2 separate regions of the Mus musculus genome follow, and region 1 is linked to region 2. Evidence: chromatin loops called from intact Hi-C (ENCODE). Cell type or tissue: left cerebral cortex. All regions are shown on one strand. Links, peaks and the distances in the headings refer to the core of each region. The heading gives the core; the rest is flanking DNA.

Evidence for each region. A loop is a pair of places that touch in the nucleus more often than their neighbours do. Peaks named below come from ENCODE experiments on the same cell type or tissue, not always from the same donor. Only the 100,000 strongest peaks of a DNase experiment are listed, where the experiment ranks them.
Region 1: a loop joins it to region 2, with 10 times the contacts of the local background. A loop is called at or near these places in 16 of 42 quality-filtered maps.

Annotation. Positions count from the first base shown.
Region 1 is chr14:55,818,855-55,825,046 of GRCm38, reverse strand. Nfatc4 (nuclear factor of activated T cells, cytoplasmic, calcineurin dependent 4) reads right to left here and starts at 252. Exons shown (of 10, transcript NM_023699.3): 1 at 1-252. The coding sequence starts at 10. Gm41159 (a long non-coding RNA gene) reads left to right here and starts at 1,458. Exons shown (of 3, transcript XR_874646.3): 1 at 1,458-1,849; 2 at 2,123-2,193; 3 at 4,092-5,019. In left cerebral cortex, for the core only: a CTCF peak has its summit at 2,409 (motif pointing left); DNase peaks (open chromatin) are centred at 1,506 and 2,386; H3K4me3 peaks cover 1,662 bases; H3K27ac peaks cover 1,802 bases.
Region 2 is chr14:55,915,372-55,923,158 of GRCm38, reverse strand. No RefSeq gene overlaps it. Among named protein-coding and RNA genes, the nearest start is that of Sdr39u1, 19 kb to the right of the region's middle. In left cerebral cortex, for the core only: a CTCF peak has its summit at 4,267 (motif pointing right); a DNase peak (open chromatin) is centred at 4,288.

The DNA.
Region 1 (6,192 bases), core at 1-5,000, 97 kb after region 2:
CGGCCCCCATGGATCCGGCCGGAGCCCCCAGGTCCCGCCTGGGTGGGAGGGGGAAGCTCTGGACGCTGCTGTAGCTTCACGCGAGGGTAGCTCCCTCCCTCCCTTTCTCTGAGACGCCCCCTCTTCTGTCGCTGCCGCCTCCCTCCGGACGCCCCCTCGTTATTATAGAAACTTTTCCAAACTTTTTTCTCCCAAACTTCTTCAAAGCGGCCCCCCCCCAGCCTGTCTCTGATTGGTTACCCGGGATGCACCGGCCCCTCCTCCATGGATGAGATGGGAAAACCACGCGCCCCTAGTTCCCCCCCCCCCCGCCCCCGGTCATCTCTCCAGTCCCACCCCCTCCAAAGAGGGAGAAAAAACTGAATTGGAAAATGGTCCCTTCAAACGTTATAGAACCCTAATGGTACCTATTGGCCCACAGTTGTGACAATCATTTCCCACCGAAAGCCCAAACCTCAGCCTATTTAGTCCCAGCGTAGGGGGTGGGGAGGTCCGGGTCCCCTCGCCTTAAAGAGGCCATATTTTTGTCACCCGTCCCCCATTGTAGCAGGCCCACGGTACATTCTGAAGAGCAGGATAGCCAAAATCTCCCAAGAAAGGGCACCTCACTGTCCTTTCCATCCAAATCTTGAGTTGAAGAGAGATCTGGGATTGAGAGAGGCTCTGAGCTGCTCTGTAGAGGAGGCCATTCCTCCACCCTCGCTGAGACCACTCTACCTGGACCTCCAAGGAGCCTTTGCAGTTCTTAGCCACCACCTCCACAAGCCACCCCCCACCATTCCCTTAAGATGAAGAACTTCTAGCTGTCCCAGAAGCCTCTCAGAACTTTCGAACCCCAGGAAGCCTTTGAAGGCCCATAGCCCGCTGGGCGTAGATCCAGGCCAGGCTTTGCTGATACCCTTGTCCCAGCCACCTAGATAGGCCATTAATTAGCCTTGGAGGAGATAGTCGGCTCCTTCGTCCCAAAAGCTGCAGATCTCTGGGCTCGCTGATCCCAAGACGTTCTGCTCCCGGCCATCCTAAATTCCTGGCCGGGTTTAGAAAAGGCCAGAAGCTAAAAACTTAGGCCCACCGGCTGGACACCTGTCACCTGGGCAGGGAAGGAAGACCCGGTCAGGAGTTTCTAGGAAGGGCGAGCATAAAGAGGTCCCATTTGGAAGAGAAAGAATAGAACGGGAGATTCTTGATTCGGACTGGAGGCGCTGCAAGACAGGGGAGCAGTCACCATTCTCCTTGCATGCTTACCACATGCTCCAAACTTCCCTAATAAACCTGGCAAATCTCCAGTCTCTAAATCTCTCAGGCTCCGACCCGCGTCCCCCAACAGCAAACCCCAGTCCAGCACCTAAAGGGTTAAGCGCCGGCCCTCTGGTCAGACGTTTACAAACACTCGGGAGCCGGGCGGGGACCGCGCCCATTACTCTAATGAGAAACAGGCTCTGCGGGGCAGAGGGAAGGGGGGCTGGCCTGGCGGGCCTCAGCTCCTTGGCGGCGGAGGCGGCGCCCCTCCCTCCCCTCAGTCCTCCCTCGAGCCAGTCCTGGGGACCCCCCCAGCCCCCGGGGACCCCAGTGACGTGCGGCGCTGCCCCGGCTGCAAGCCCAGGGCCGCGAGGCGGGAGGGGCAGGGAGGAGAAGCTTGGCGGGCGGGAGAGAAGAATGTTCCGAGGCCGAGCCGGGAGAGGGCCTGGTTTGATTCCCCCCTCCCCGCCCCCCTCTCTCCCCTTGGGTTCTTCTCAGGTTACATTCCCGTCTTGCTTCACCTCCGAACTGGAGGAACTCACGGTTAGGGGGCGCGAGGAACACCTCGAGAACATCTACCACCCTGCACCTAAGAGAAGGGTGGGCAGAGGTGGGAATCCAAGGAGAACAGACCCGGAAACTCGGCCGGGGCCCTGCTCCCTCATACCCCCCGCTCAGCGGCACAAGCAGACGCGCACATTCTTTTCAAATGTCATATTTCCTTTGATCCTGGGCAGTGTTTCTCCATATGTCTGGCTCAGCCTCTGCCCAGCAAACCACCTCCCCACCCACCCCGCTTTGTTTTCCTGGAGAACCCTCCCCCTTCCCTCGTCTGGAAGACCAGGGCTGGCTGACTTCGACTTTCTTTCCCTTCTCCTCCCAGTGACTCAATTTCCCCACCGTGGTGTTGCAAAAGAAAGGAGGCAGAAGAGAGAACAGTTTGGCGCGAGTGAGGTATTAATGTCAATGATTTCTCAGAAAGACAAACTATTTTGGAGTAGGGCATCTTCTATTGCAAACTCTCCAGTCTGCCGAAGCTTAGACAGAGGGACAGAACATATGACCTCTGATTTGTCCACATTGGCCTTGAGGTCGAGGACTGGTAGTTAAGTTTAGGTTGTCCTACACTACTGCCCCCTGGCGACCACAAAGCACAGTTGCCCTTCCTTCCTCTTGGCGGTTTCTCCTGCCACCTTGTGGGTTTTATACCTCCTCTGCCCCCTAGCGTACCCACCTGAACAGAGTTCACTTGTAATTAGACTTTGCTTTTTGCTTTGTTCTGTTCGTTCAGTTTGGTTGCTCTAAAGCAGCTGTTCTCAACCTGCGGATCCCCGAAACCATCAGAAATACCAGATACTTATATTATGATTCATAACAGTGGCAAACTTACAGTTAGGAAGTAGCAACGAAAATAATTTTATGACTGAGGGTCAGCATAACATGAAGAATTAAAGGATCGCAGCATTAGGAGGGCTGAGAACTACTGCTCTAGAGACGGTCTCAAGTAGTCCAGATTGTCTTGGAACTCCTCTTTATCCTTGTCTTTCCCCCTCCCACGTGCTGGAATTTTAAACTAATCATGCCTTTCCCTGTTTGTGTTCTGTATTCTAAAAGGTATTATTCTATAGATTTGAAAGTGGACCTTACATTGCATACACTAGAAAGATTTTGCTGATAGGACCCTGATATAGCTGTCTCTAGTGAGACTACGCCGGGGCCTAGGAAACACATAAGTGGATGCTCACAGTCAGCTATTGGATGGGTCACACGGCCCCCAATAGAGGAGCTAGAAAAAATACCCAAGGAGCTAAAGGGATCTGCAACCCTATAGGTGGAACAACAATATGAACTAACCAGTACCCCGGAGCTCTTGTCTCTAGCTGCATATGTATCAAAAAATGGCCTAGTCGGCCATCAGTGGAAAGAGAGGCCCATTGGTCATGCAAACTTTATATGCCCCAGTACAGGGGAATGCCAGGGCCAAAAAGTGGGAGTGAGGGGGGTAGGGGAGTGGGGGGGGTATGGGGGACTTTTGGGATAGCATTGGAAATGTAAATGAGGAAAATACCTAAAAAAAAAAGTGGACCTTAGTTTTTTTTTAATTATACAAAATGCATTCTCTTTGTAAATGATCCAAGTCAGACAAAATATGTAGTTATTTCTGATAGTCCAGTTTTGTATCTATTTAGTATATGCTTGAAAACAAACACGATCTTTTATGTGCACGAGATCATGGTAAACATACTTTTTTTTAAGATTTATTTATTTATTATTTATATGTAAGTACACTGTAGCTGTCTTCAGACACTTCAGAAGAGGGAGTCAGATCTCATTATGGATGGTTGTGAGCCACCATGTGGTTGCTGGGATTTGAACTCGGGACCTTTGGAAGAGCAGTCGGGTGCTCTTACCCACTGAGCCATCTCACCAGCCCAACATACTTTTTCTTGACTTGCCTTTATGTCCTCAATTAATAAACGGCAGCTGGATCTCGTGTCAGGCTTGTAATCTCAGTTCTCAGGAGACTGAGACAAGGGGATGTACCAGTTAGAGGCCAGTCCTGGCTACATAACAAGAGTCTGTGAGAAAAGAAAGGGGGCGGGAGAGAACATTATCTATAGATCTTCTATAAGTACATGTGCATCTATCTGAAAGTGGCAATTACTCATAGGCCTGGGAAATCCCACGTTGCCTGCTGCGATTCGGGGAGTCATCGACAACATTACCATGACCTGAGCCCTGTGAACTACAATGAGGCAGCAATAGCATCATGAATGTTTTGGGGGTAACCAACTTCTTTCTGGTTGGATTTGAGGTCTGATCCAAACACATGCTTGTTTGGTACTGTAAAGGTGACCGGAAATCCATGGCTGGTAGCTCTCAGTGGTAAACCTACCTCGGAGTGTGGGCTCGGGTCCTGGAGGCTTCCCACCAACATCTCCTGCCCAGCCAGGTGAGAGGATTCAGGCCAACGGGAGCAGGGAAGGGGAATCACCTCCGCCACTGCAGCTGCCTCCACCTCCAACTCTGCCGCTTCAGTTGCTCCAAGACACTGCACCAGTCACTCTGTGCTGAGGGCCAGGCTGAGCCAGCAGAAGGCTGACTAACCAATGAGGGGTGCGGGGAGCTTCTGGGGACATGTTCAGGTGAGTAGATCTCTTCCCTAAGCGATGGTGTTACAGCTCTTATGACAAAAGCTCTCAGACGACAGAGTAGTTCTCACACACCTTTATTCCTTCTGGATAGGATCCTTATAAACAGTTTTAGGTGGGTCAGGGTCTGACAGCAGGTACTTCCCATTGGCTTGGTCTGAGAGCTTGGGGATACCTTATCTACCTGTGGGAGGTTTAGGGTGCTGCTCCTACATGACTAATGGCTACAAACCTCTCTACGGGGGGGGGGGTGTAGCTATGTGACGGGACTGGTGCCTGAAAATAGGCAAAATGCCTACTGTCCCTTCAGAATCTCCGGGTTTCAAGCCTTAGCTCAACCAGGAGCCAGGCTACCTCTCACAGCCCGCCGCCCCACAAAGAAGTGTCAAACTGTTCTCTAAATGTGAAGTTCTACATTCTAATCTTGTAAGCCTTATTAAATCTAAATCCTCAGGTGATTGAAACCGGGAGATACTCATAGCTACATCTTGTCCTCATACTAGCCCTGTCCAAAAGGACCTAGCTCCCTCCTGCTTCCTCTCTACCTCAGTCCAACCCGAAAGTCCCACCTACTCGCCCAGTGATTGGCTCCTTTATTCATTAGGGGATTGGTTCACAAGAAGTCACCTGAGTATGACTCACTCCTTGTCCCAGGCCCTTCCAGGAGAGTGGAATTAGCATCAACATACAAACAACACCAGGCCCATCCACAACAACATGCACAACATAAATTGGACTCAGTGTGTTATTTTTAAAAAACAAAATATTATTAGGTTGGGTCTAGAAAGATGGATGGTTCAGTGGTTAAGAACACTTGATGTTCCTCCAAGGGATCCAGGCTTTGTTCCCCAGTACCCAAATGGTGGCTAACAACCATCTGTAACTCCAGGTCCAATGTATCTGATGCCCTCCTCTGGCTTCTGAGAGCACCAGGCATGCATGCGGTACACAGACATACACACAAGCAAAACATACACACATAGTGAGATCTTTTCTCAAGAAAATAATAAAAATCAAAAACTCTATAAGAATTTTTTTTTTAGTATTGGTTGTGATTAAACCAATAATAATCGATAGCCAGAAAAGATATGCAGGGCCAAGCGTGCTGACGCAAGCCTTTAATCCCAACATGCTACACCAAAGCAAACAAATCTCTGTGAGTTCAATGCCACCCTGGTCTACACTGAGAGATCAAAGCCAGCCCAGGGCTAATAGTGAGGCTCTGTCAAAAGAAAGAAACAAAGAGACTGGGTGGAGGAGATAGCTCAGTGGGTAAAACTCTGGCTGTGCAATTGTGAGGACCTGAGTTCAAATCCCCAGAGCCCACATAAGGGTGCATTAGGTAGATTGCTTCTGCAATCCTGCTATTTCTCAGGCAAGATGAGAAGACTCTTGAGACAGGAGAGGCTCTGAAAGCTCACAGGCCAGCTAACCTGATATAGTTTAAAAAGGCAAACAAAGAGGTGCTATCTCCAGGTGGAAGGCTAGGAGATAACCAAGATCGTCTTTTGACCTAAAGGCATACACCTTAGCACAGGCATTGCCCCCTTCACTATGCGTTCAGACACACACACACACACACACACACACACACACACATAAAGAAATGCAGGTTGTAAATAAATAAATAAATAAATAAACAAATATATTTACCTCAAATACATAGTAATGCCAAATATATATGGGTAGATCAGTAGGTAAACGGCTGTATGATAGAAAGTGTTGCAGTATATCCCCAGCCCCAATAAGCCCATGCAAAAACCACACAACTCAGTTACAATATTTATAAGCTGCACCCCTA
Region 2 (7,787 bases), core at 1,257-6,256:
TTTCTCTTAATATGTTTCTCCCAGGTTTAGGGAGGTTGCCTGTGGTTGGCAGAGGCTCCTGGCTCTCATCTAGGCATTTTTTTTTTTGGTTGGTTGGTTTCTGCTGTCACCAAGAGATGACTCATAAACTGTTGGACAGACTTTATCTTTAGGTTCTAGCAAGACAGAATATTTGGCTCTATGATCAACAAGGAAGCTGGTGGGTTTCCCCTCTATTTTTAGGGCTACCCTGGGCATCTTTTAAGGTGATGGTTTGAATAGGCTTTTTCTTCTTGGGGCATTATCTAGCCCAGTGACCCTCTTTCTTATAAAAAGCACATTGGTTCTTTCTCAAGTGGAGGCGTTTTATCTTTAGGGGCCCCCTTATCTCTTTTTCTGGAAGCCATCTGTTTCGGGCATCTCTTACAGACTTCTGATTCAGTCCAGCCGTGGCTGTCAACAGGATCTTTGTCAGGTCATAAGTCTGCTGCTTCCGCTCTTTAAACTGTCTTTTCTGTGTTTTTTCCCCCCCTAAGTAGGTTTGGCCTCTCATCTTGAGTTCAGATCCTCAGCACACACATAAAAATCTGGGTGTGGTGGTACCTAACTGGCCGCTGCAGATAGGCAGGTCCCTGGCACTCACCCGCCAGCGAAAGAGCTGGAATCAGTGAGAAAGGCTGCCTCAAAAAAACAAGGAGGAAGACACTCAGTGTTGATCTCTGGTCTCTACTTACGCAGGCTCGTGCACGCACACACTCAGACACACACACACACAGAGACATACAGAGACACACACAGACACATAGAGACACACAGACACATAGAGACACACACACACAGACACACATAGAGACACACAGACACAAACACACACACACACACACACACACACACACACACACACACACACACAAAATAAGCCCTGCTTTAATTTCCATCTGCTGCCCTGTGAGGTTCAGACTCATGACTACAGAATCCGCTCTCACCTGAATATCCAACCAGTTTGCTTGTCATCACTACAGATTTTGGACTTAGCTCCCAAAAGGTGTAAGACAGATCCTTAAAATAAATCTCTCTCATATATCTGTGTATTACATTTACATGTATACATACCTATAATGTACAGAGGATATAATTTATCCCGTTGGCTCTGCTTCTCTGGAGAATCCTAATAAGGATTTTATAAGGTTCTTTTTATGTTTTTATTAACACATTAATCATACATAATAATGGGCTTCATCATGACATTTTCATATGCATATATAATGAATTTTGATCACAGTTACCCCCATCTCTCTCTCTTCTGTTCCTATTCCTGCTGATATCTTCCAGTTTTGTAAGGGAAGAGGGACATTTTGGCCTACAAGGGTTTGTTGTTGTTGTTGTTTTATTTTTGAGATTATAATCACATGCATGTCTGTGCATGCACATATGCATGTGTGTGAATGCACATATTTGTGTGTGTGACCCAATGGGTTTCTTTGGGTTGCTTCCAGGAACATGAGTGCCTTACCGTTGAAGAAAACCTAAATACCTCTTCTTCTTCCAGCGACCATTAAGTATCTGATCCTGAGAAAGAGAGGGGGCCTTGCGAGTCCCTCGCCCATGACAGGATGTCCAAGGGCCTGATCCTGTTCAGGTCTTATATAGTTAGTTACAGCTATACATATACAAATGCATCCTGCTCTCTATAATGTTACTTGTCTGTATTTTCAGAGCTGACCACTTGGTATAGATAACCAACTGGTGTGCTCTTCCCTGGGGAAGACAGTCTGTCCCCTTCTCAGTCCTGCCCATCTCCTCAGTCTTCCCAGCAGCAGCCACAATCGTACCGTCTAGCTCTGCTGGGCAGCCAACAGCCCTGCCAATCGTCTTATTGTTTTGGGGGGCCTAGAAGGTAGCCTGCCCCTGACACTGTGGTTTTCATCTCAGAACCCGTAGCTTCTGGGGACAGCATTACCCGCCTATGCGTGGCATCTCCAATCTAGTTTCACGTCGGCGGATGGGATGTGTGTACATGTGGGTGGGTGCCTTCAGAGTCCAGAAGAGGGTGAGATCCCCAGGAGCTGGAGTTACAAGTTGCTGTGAGCTGCCTGACACTGGTGCTGGAAAGGGAATTCTTCAAGAGTGGCCAGTGTGCTTAACCCCTGAGCCATCTCTCTGCTACTAATTTTATCTTTTCATTAGCTTGCTAAGTGTCAGCTTTTCATGTACTCTTAGTTTGAGCCAAACGTATTATTGGGGTTCTGAAGAGAACAGAACTTATAAAATAAGTGTGTTTTTGTGTTTGTGTGTGTTTGTGTGTGTTTGTGTGTGTGTGTGTGTGTGTGTGTGTGTGTGTAGACATAGATGTATGATTTATTAGAGTGGCTTACAGACTGTGGTCCAACAAGAGCTGTCTACCAACGTAAGGTCCAAGAACTCAGTTCTTGGTGAATACGCAGGACTGAATGTCTCTGCTGGTTTGGGGCACACACTAGAATCTCAAAGACGTGGGCTCTGATGCCACTGAAGAAATGGGCTTGCCAGTGAGACTGAGGGCTAGCAGGCAAAGAGCAGAATCTTCCTTCTCCCACATCCTTTATGGCTGCCACTCGAAGGTGTGGCCCAGATTAAAGGTGGATTTCCCCAACTCAGAAGATCTAGATTAAAAGTGGGTCTTCACATTTCAAATGATTTTAGGGAAAAAAAAAAATCCCTCACTGGCGGCCCCAACCTCGGATTTTAGTTAACTCCAGATGTAGTCATTACCAGCAGGCCCAGCCATCACCCTGCAGCATCCCCATCCTTTCCTCCTCTGTCTGCCCCGCCCCCACCTAAACAATCCCATCCCCAGCATTCCACCTCCTTCTTTCATATCATACATCTTCGACTCCCTTCCTACTACCAGGAAACCCCTCCCCTCTCATGGACCCTGCTCTAGTTCCCTGGTCTATGTACACACTCGCTCCCACGTTAATGCACACACATAAAAACCCAAAGCCGGGATCTGCATATGCAAGACATGAACCATTAGCTTGCCATAGCTGGGTCACCTCACTTAACATAATGTTTTCCAATCCCATCTAATTTTCCCACAAAATTTGTACTTTATTTTTCATTACCACCAAGTAAATTCCATTGCGCATATGCACCTTGTTTTCTTTATCCGTTCAAAAGCTTTTCATTAAAAAGTGAAAAGGCAACTGAAAGGAACTTGGTATGGGGCATCAGTGGGGCAGACCCCTGCACAGGAGGAGGGCAGCTGGGGCCAGTGCTGTCCTACCAGGGTTGCCAACGATACTCACCAGAGCAGACATCTTGAGAAGACCTTCTTGTTCCCTTTGTTCTGTGTGTGTGTGTGTGTGTGTGTGTGTGTGTGTGTGTGTGTGTGTCTGTGTGTGTGCTGTGTCTGTGTGTGTCTGTGTGTGTGTGCTGTGTCTGTGTGTGTCTGTCTGTGTGTGTCTGTGTGTATGTGTCACTGTTTCTGTCTCTCTGCTTCTTTCTCTCTCCCTCTCTCCCCTTAACTTCCCTCCCTTTCTCCCTCCTTTCCACCTTTATTCGGTTACAGGAATATTCTCAACCAGCACACAGCAGACCAGAGCAGACAACCAACATTGGAAAGTAAATGTCCCTGAAGTAGCTTCATCATAATGGTTGAAGACTAGCGCATGAAGAGCCCAGTTTCATCACTTTCTCCCACAGTCCCCAGGTAACCAATGTAACCCCTCAGTTGCCCGCAGAGGTTAATTTCTCACCAACATGCACTGTGCTTTCTTTCTTCTTTCCTTCTGTTTCATTTCTTCCCTGCTCCAGGAATAGTTCTAGGAATCACATCACTGATAAAATACTTGTATTCAGATCTTTGTCTCAGGGATTGTTTCTGGGGTGGGGGTTAGGAGGGAACGACCAATCTAAAATAGGCCCAGGAATCTAACTATTTGTATTGTGGTTAAATAATGTGGTATTGTAAAGGCATCATCTAAAGCAATAAAAAAAATCGAGATGGAGTCCAGAAAGGGACCCACTGGCATATAAGCACTCGGATGTTCAGGGGAGGGGAAAGGACAACTATGCCATGAATTAAATCTGACTCCCATTTGTGGACTCAAAAACCAATTCCTGATCGTGAGCTGGTGAATAACAAAGCAGAACTCCCTGACGATGCACTAAGAAGATACCTGCATCACTTTTTAGGAAGTGGCAGGTCAGGCAGATTTCTTCTCCACACACAAAACAGCACGAAGCCAGCTCTCTGCCTCGCACGGTAGGGACTAATAAATTCCTGCCACAAAAGACATCCTGTCTATACAGCATGTGTGCATCTGTCCACTAGATGGCAGCAGAAGTCCTTGTTTATCGCCCATTATGACAAAAATGTGTCCAAGACAGCAACAAAAAAGGTCTGTAGTTGAAAGACCTAAAAGGGAAGGAGGAAAAACAAGATGTCCTATTAAATTTGAACTTTGGATAAAGAAGAAAAAGTACAAACATCCACACGTACACATGTAAACACACAGAAAAATAGTGAGGTATCTTTCACACTGGACTCCATGGCACAGACCTGTTATTCCAGTTTCTCAGGAGGCTGTGGCAGAAGGGATCAACCCTTGGTTCCCTGAGCAACCAAGAAAGCTCTCACCTCAAAATGATAGAAAAGTCTATGGGGCCATCAAGGTGGTTCTGTGAATAAAGCGCCTGAGCTAGGTCTGACAGCCTGAGTTCAATCCCTGGGACCCACAGAGTGGAAGGAGATGGCTCACCCTACAAGCTGGCCTTCGACCTCCTCACATACACAAACACATTCATGCGCACACTGTGCGAGCATAAGTGCATTCACACTAAATAAACAAAACGTAATCAAAGTTGTAAGTTTACACAAGAAGACTGGGGCTGGGGATACGGCTGAGGCACATGGCCCTACGTTTAATCAGAAAGGTGTTGTTGTTGTTGTTGTTGTTGTTGTTGTTGTTTACTGTTTACCTAGTATCCATATTTACTTGAGTATCCTCTATTTTATATGATTTTCTACTGAAGGGTACAAAAAAGTCACTCCATAATTGAGAGTTATTGTCTTGAAATAAAAGTTATTTGATGAATTGGACTATAAGAAAGATTTCTAGTCATCAAAAGGTGCCATCAAGTGGCAAGGGAAAGGCACAGAGTGGGCGCACTGTCTAAACCATGTGTGGAGGCAAGAGCTTTCTTTAACCCCAGCACTCAGGAGACAGAGGCAAGGGAAGCTCAGGCCAGCCAGGGCTACGTAGTGAGGGGGGGTGTATCACATGTATGTAGACACAGACCACAGCTGTCACCCGAAGACTTTATTCTGAGCCAAATATGAGTGGCCATAGCCGAGGAACCCAGAATTCAGATTGCCCTGAATAAACTATTCCACCATGGAAAATGCTTGCATGTTTCTATAGTCATAGAACAAGAGATAGTCGTGACTCAAGGTATTTACCAACACACTGGTGTAGACAGCAGATGGACAGGTTACAGCAAAGTGCAGAAAAATTTGCCATGGCATTCGGATGCTTTCTGATGCCATCCCGAGCACATGGCTGGTGTAAAGCTGTGGTCTACTACAAATCCACCCCCAGAGGTTTTGTCTGATAGTCAGAGGATGTCAGGTCAGATGCAGATGATGGGCAATGAGTGAGATGGAGATAACCCAGAATAATCTGCTCTGAATCTGCACTATTCCAACTCTTTTCTAAAGCTCTAATCAGCCTTTGTGGAATCTTAACACAGGTGTGGCTTTTTCCTTGGAACTTAGTCTACAAATAGGAACAAAGAACTCTCACATACACAACTTGTAAAGTATGCATTTCAATGATAAGCAAAGGTCAGATGGACAGGTGTGGACAGGCATGGCAGCACACACCTTTAATCCCAGCACTCAGGAAGCTGAAGAAGGGAGATCTCTGTAAATCCAGATAAAATTAGACAACTCTGGCTGGAGAGATGGCTCAGTGGTTAAGAGCACCGACTGCTCTTCCAGAGGTCCTGAGTTCAATTCCCAGAAACCACATGGTGGCTCACAACCATCTGCAATGGAGTCTGATGCCCTCTTCTGGTGTGTGTCTGAAGAGAGCAATGGTGTACTCATATAAAATAAATAAATAAATCTTTAAAAAAAATAAAATAAATAGTTGACAACTCAATAAAAGCAAAATCAAAAGACTTGAACAAAGAAATTAACAAAATAATACATGTTTAAGCTACTGTTAGTAATTAAATTACTAATAAACGTGCCGACCTTTGAACTGCATTAGTTACCAGGAGAACACAAAATAGGCCCCAAAGCAATAGCGTAATACACTCACAAGAATGGTTACAATTGAAAAGATGATAATTCCAGGGGGAGAAACAAGAACTCTTATCCACTGTTATAATAATTTACAACTTCAATATGCCCATATAAAAACATAGTCTAGTTATTATAATTATAAGCTATGTGCCTAGGTTGGGCAAATCTGGTGCTATATACTGACTTATTCCCCAGCTATGAGATCCTTTTTGACTTGTGGTTTCTCTTGGTCACTTGGTGCTGCTCTATCATGGCTTCCTCCTCCTCCTCCTCCTCTTCCTCCTCTTCCTCCTCCTTCCTCCTCCTCCTTCTCCTTCTCCTCTTCTTCTTCCTCTTCCTCCTCCTCTTCTGTCCTCTCTCTCTTCTCTTCTTGTCCTCTCCCTCACTCCCCCAAATCTCTCATCCCACCTTCCCCCTCCACTGCCCAAGCACAGGCTCTAGCCTTTATTGACCAGTTAGGATGGGGAGAAAGTTCACATGAGATCACCTGACTATGGGATTGACGGCTGATCCATTGTGGGCAATCCCTTTCGTGGAAACAGAATTAACATCAGAATACAAACAGCACCAGGGCAACCCACAACATTTCCCCCTTTTGCCCAATTAAAAAGGCTCTTTCTCTCAATATAAATTAGGCACAACTATAACAATTATGTAAATTATAAAGTATGAAATACATTTAACATGTAGTCCATCATATTTGTCAATTTAGATAAAGCATTCTACCATCTCTCCTAACTTAAAGAGTTTACAGTTCCGTGCCTGAATTATGCTGAGTTTAACTTGCATTGCCATCTGAAATCCATCCTTTCACATCTGGAACTTCTTCTTTAATGCTGAACAGTTTAGGTTCAATTATGAGACTATAACTAGTCTTCAACCCCGTCAGAGATCTGAGAAGAAATTAAATTAAATATTACCTGAATATGTAGGAAGCACAAAGACCAAACATATACAATTTGTAGAGACAGCTGGCTGCCTGCACAGTGCCTTAATTCCTTATGAAGGTGTGCAATGCTCGTATGTGTGGAATGCTCAGTTCCACACCTGAGAACACACCCAGATATCTGCACTGGGTGATGATAAACCATGAATAAGAGCAACACCAAGTTCTGCAGAACAACTCAAGGTCCATCAACAACACAATGAATAATTAAAACTGTGACAAGGACAAACAACAGGGACCAGCAACAAGCAGTAACCAGTCACAAAACAGGTGAATTTCTCAATCAAAATGTCAAGTATAACAAAGGATAGATTTTTGTTTATTTGTCTGTTTGTTTATTGTTTTGTTTGTTTCGTTTGGTTGGTTGGTTTGAGGCGTTTCTCTGTGTAGCTCTGGCTGTCCTGGGACTTGCTTTGTGGACTAGGCTGACCTCAAACTCAGAGATTCACCTGTCTCTGCCTCCTGAATGAGGTATTACAGGCATGTGCCACCACACCCAGCTTGCAGATTTTTTTTTAATTTATTCTTTTCTCATACAATACATCCCAACCACAGCCCCCTCCCTCCACT